Linked DNA regions of Homo sapiens: region 1 is linked to region 2. The links are chromatin loops, found by intact Hi-C in ENCODE. Cell type or tissue: CD4-positive, alpha-beta T cell. All regions are shown on one strand.

The links. Peaks named below come from ENCODE experiments on the same cell type or tissue, not always from the same donor. Only the 100,000 strongest peaks of a DNase experiment are listed, where the experiment ranks them.
Region 1: a loop joins it to region 2, with 3.0 times the contacts of the local background. A loop is called at or near these places in 5 of 110 quality-filtered maps.

Annotation. Positions count from the first base shown.
Region 1 is chr4:152,114,613-152,117,112 of GRCh38, reverse strand. No RefSeq gene overlaps it. Among named protein-coding and RNA genes, the nearest start is that of LINC02273, 15 kb to the right of the region's middle. In CD4-positive, alpha-beta T cell, no CTCF peak of the experiment used is centred here; a DNase peak (open chromatin) is centred at 1,202; H3K4me3 peaks cover 845 bases; H3K27ac peaks cover 2,082 bases.
Region 2 is chr4:152,063,076-152,065,575 of GRCh38, reverse strand. No RefSeq gene overlaps it. Among named protein-coding and RNA genes, the nearest start is that of LINC02273, 36 kb to the left of the region's middle. In CD4-positive, alpha-beta T cell, no CTCF peak of the experiment used is centred here; a DNase peak (open chromatin) is centred at 1,545.

The sequences.
Region 1 (2,500 bases), 52 kb before region 2:
GATGACCCTAAAGGGAAAGGTAAGATTTTGGTAGACGTAAATAAAAAGAAAGGCATTACCTGAGAAAGGTCCAGCTTGAGTAAAAGCCTGGAGATGGGAAGACAGAGTGTTTCAAGATGAGTGGGAATTTGAGGTAAACTGCAGAAATGTGTACCTAGAGGGAAGGTGATGGAAAGTGGACTGGGAGAGCCTTGAATTATGATGGGTGTAAAGCCAGGCTTAGGACTTATTATCAGCAGTGGGAACCATTGCAGGTTTTAGGGCAGGGAGACAAAATAGTGCCTTCCTGATGGAACTTGAAGAGTGTCCTCAAAGAAGCACAGAATATAGATTGTGGGGAAAGGGGTGTGGGAGGAGGACAGAGTAGAGATGGATCCGTTAGGAGGTTACTGCAATGGTCTGAAAAAGAGTAGAATATAAGCACTTGATGGGAATACAAAGATGGTGATATCGGAGAGATGTGGTAAAGAGAGAACTTGCAATTGGTTGGATCTTGGGGGTAAGGCCATTGGGTAAGCCAGAGATGACGCTAAGATTTGGAGAGTGAACACTGGAGGGTGGCGGGCTCTTGGGAGAGGAGGTTATAAAGGGAGGACAGAACTGGAGCAGAAAATGACCCATTCCGTTTGGGATATTTAGACATTCAGAAGAGGCACCCGAGACCTGATGCCCGACAGGGGTTGGAGCTCAGAGTTGGTGCTGACAAGAGAGGCTGGAAGTGAGGACCATCTGCATGGAGGTGTCAGGTGAGGCCCAGGGTAGGTGAGATAATGAAGGAGGCAGCACAGAGGGAGGGGTGCTAAGCTCAGATCCCTGGGTAGGCACACACATTAAAAAGAGAAAACAACGGGAGTTTCCTGCCACGGAAACCCAGAGAGGGGAGATTTCCTGTGGAATGCTGAACCGGCTGAGGATGAGGGACTGGGGCAAGGCTGCAGGATTTGTGGCTGAGGAGGAGGTCCTTGGAGTCCTTCCTGGGGCTCCATCAGGAACGAGGTGGGGCGGAAGCCGGATTAGAAGCCCCGAAGAGCGAGTGGGTGGTGAGGAAGTGTAGGCAGCAAGTGTATTTCCTGGAGAGTTTTTAAAAATAGGACGGATGCACAATGCCCCTCATTTGTGCATAGTTTGAGGGCCTTCTGCCAGGGAAATCCAGGAGACTACGGAGGCTGTGAGGGGCCAAAAGCCACCATCTCTCGTGGGTGTTTGTAAGTTTCCCTCCAAGCCAGCAACCCTGGTATGTTGGTTTCCTCATGGTAGCAGGTGAGGAAGTGGTTGTATTTGTTGTCAGCATGTACTTGTTAATGTCACAAACCAGACCTCTCCTTCAACAAGGCCCAGAGCAGGTTGCCCCAAGGAATGAGCACTGACTTGGAGTTTTCTAAAATGTTCTGCATCTGGTTTTAGGGACCACCCTAAAGGGGTGACTGTGAAGGAATCACTGCTTTTCCAGGATCTTGGTAGGAGTTGCACGAAGAATAAACAAAGAGGCATGTCAGCTTCCAACGTCTCTTTTCTGTTTCTCAGGAGAAAAAAGACTCTAACCTTTTGAAGACAGACTTGAGGTTAATTGCTCTTTCCTCAGGAAAGCCTGCCAAAGAGAAAACAAATCCCATAAGTGATGTGACAATGCCCTAGGAAGGCAGTTGATTATCCTGGTTTAGGGAGAACAGGGACTCAACTGCCTCCCATGGAAACTCTCTCCTCTCCCTAGCTTCTCACAGGTGACCCTGACGACCCACCACCCCAGCTGTTCTCCATCACCTGACAGCTGAGCCTCCAAGATGCTGGCGAGTTCTGCCTGTGCATGGCTTTGACCAGCTCCAGCCAGAAAGAGGAACTTTCAGAGTCCAGGTTTGGGGCCTGTGGATGAGTTACCTGTTACCAAGAAAGGTTACCGAGTCTCCATCACTCTTTTGGGAATGAGGCCACTTCCTACTGACAGATCCTGTAGCTATTTATGGAGAGTTTTGGCCTTTCAGCATCCAATCCCTCTTTCAATCAGGAGGCGTTCTCCACTGTGTATTATCTGAGAGGGTCCCAATGTACCACCTCCTGCTGTGGAAGCCAAAGCTGGGGTGGGGGAAGCAGGAGGTGAGAATGTGACTCAGGATCAGTCAACCACATGGGACCCTGAATCTTGCAGGAGAGGCAGAAAGAGTCAGATGTGGTTTATAAATTATTGGCAGTTATTGAAAGTCTAGAGGTGCAGCATCAAGTGTCCAGCATGGTGACATCTCACTCCAGTATTCTAATTACTTTCTCCCGTAGTGAACTGGGCTCTGGTTCCAGCTCCCTGGCCTCCTTTGCTTTCTGTGTATTTCCTGGGCCTGGCCTGGCCTTCCAGCCTTTATGCCTTGCAGTGAATTTTCCTTTCATCCAAGTTAGTCAGACTGGGTTTCTGTTGCTTGCTGCCAAGAACCTTGACAATGTAGAACAGCGAAGGGATGTGCTATAAGGCATGAGCAATAGGTTCAACTGGACCCAAGACACACACACTGTA
Region 2 (2,500 bases):
GGAGCCTTCCTCTACTGCAGTTCTGCAGCAGCTAGGAAGCTCAAAACTACACCTTTAGGGTGTAATTTGGGTTCTGGACATGATTTAGGTTTTATCAACCAGAAATATTTGCCCGGGATTTGGAAGGTGGAAGCGAGGCTGCACCCCTGGGGGTTCTGCTGGTCCCCTTGCTCACAGAGGCGCTGGGTTTTTCTGCCGTGGTTTCATGATCACAGTTTCTTTGAATCATGGCTGTTTCCTAATTGCCATGGCTTTCTGAGCACGCTGGCATCTGATTATGGCAATGGAGGCATGGTTCTGGAGCTGGCAGCTCAGGCATAAGCTTCTTTGTTTGACATGCAGCTTCTGGATTATAAAAGAGGCAGTAGATCCCATGCACTCAGTTTCTGCAATGTGGTTCCCAAAGCCATTTTCAAAAGCTCCACCTGCTTCTTCAGCTTTTCCAGCAATTCTGTAAGCCATTTAATACCTTGTAACAAATCACCATCTACTTAAGCTGGATAGAGTGAATTCTGTTCTCTGCGACTGAATCCTGATCAACACCAGTGCCAAGACTAAAGGCAGAGAGACCTGTTACAAAGCTGTTACAAATGTCCAGCCAGATGATAAACAGGGTTGTGGGGATAGGGAGGAAGGGAGGCATTAGAAAAATGTGGAGGAGGTAAAATTAGTAGCACTCAGTGATTAATTAGGTGTCAAGAATGAGAAGTTAGAAAAGTGATTGCTAGGATGACTCAGTTTTCTGTGCAGACAACTCAGATCAGATTTTGGGGGAGAAGCAACTTGGGGGGTAGGATGCAAAAATGAAGAGTTCAGGTACCTAGGGGGTGTCCAAGGAATTTTTCTCCTGTTTCATAATTAAATTAGCCATAACTGCACATGTAATTGTGTAATTATTACTATTGATTTCTTCCCTGGATCTATGAATTCTACAAAAGTAGGAACTACATATGCTTATTCATTCCTGGCACAGTCTCTGGCAAATAATAGGTTAGGTGTTCAACAGACATTTGTTGAATGTGGAATAAATGAGTTGGATAATAAAAATTGTAATGATCGTAGTCAGCATTATCAAGATGAGCAGTCTCAGGCACTGCTGCTATGAATAGCTATTAGACACTTGGCAAAATTGTGCTTTTTTGATAATGATGATGGCGATGTTGATGATGATGAGGATAATATGTTAGACCAGGAACATCTTTATGGTTGGAAAACCAAGCCAGAGGTATGGAATTTTATCAGCATTCTTCTAAAACCCAGAAAAAATAGGCCAGAATCTCCTATTTCCATCAAACTGTACTTCCGTTACATATTCATTAAGTGACAGCCGTGTGGTAGGCCTATTAGGAAGTTCTCCCAGGTGTTTTGCACGGGAAAAGGCTGCTGTTGATCTGTCGTATACTCAGTGAAATTGCCAGCTTTTGTAAATCAAAGCCAAAGCTGACTCCAGCGACTCAGAGAAAAGCACGCCCTCAGCCAGACTGATTCCTGCAGCTGCTCACAGGGCGAGGCAGCAACTGGATCATTATCTGCAACACGATCATGAAGCCGGGCTGTGCTTGGGGCAGGGTTCCCCTTCTGGTTTTGTGCAGTCACTACTGTACTGTGTATCTGCTGTGCATATGCTGTCTCCTACACGTGTGCACAGGAGGCAATCATCTGACCTGCCAGACCCAACGCCCCTTGTAAAACTACTTATTATGCCTCCTTACCTGCCTGAAGTGAAATTCAGAGATAATATAACCTAGATGCATACGTAAGTGCAAACAAATCCGTATCTCTTAACTGTAATAGTTAAGAGAGATATGATCGAAACTTACAATAAGTTGTGTGCCTCAACATGTGAATGACCACACTACTAGACATGAGGAAGTGCTCCGATGCTTGGACCCATATAAAATCCCCATGAATGTGACAGCTGCAAATGTAGACTCCTAAGGGTATGTTATAATATTAAACAATCCTTTGATAAAGTTCCAGTGCAATGAAGAAAATTCTTCCCTTGATTTACACAGTGGTGACATTCTTTGGAAATTCAGTGTATGTTAAAGTAAACAAACCAAAATAAAACCCCAAAACAAACAGACCAAAATGTTTGTTAAGGTTCTAGATGATTAAAAACAGGTTTTTCACCTAGGTATTGTCCAGAGGGATAAACAAAGTTGTGTGGGACTCAGGCAATTCTTGATCATGGGGACTGCCCTGGGCAGTGGCCTACTAAATGCCAGTAGTCACTTAATCATTGTGATGACCAGAAAACTGCTCTCCCAAATTTTCAAATGCCTCTTTGGGCACAGTACCAACCCCACTGAGAACCCCATTATTCCAGCAAGAGCTCCCCTATCAGATCACTCCATTGAGCAACCTGCCCACTTAAAAAAATATAGAGCCAGAGGACTGGAGTTAAGATTCCGGAGGACAACAGGAAGCTACTATGGTTTTGAAACTGTAATCCACCCACAAGGGTCAGCATAATGGAAATTTGCTCAGCACGCATTTT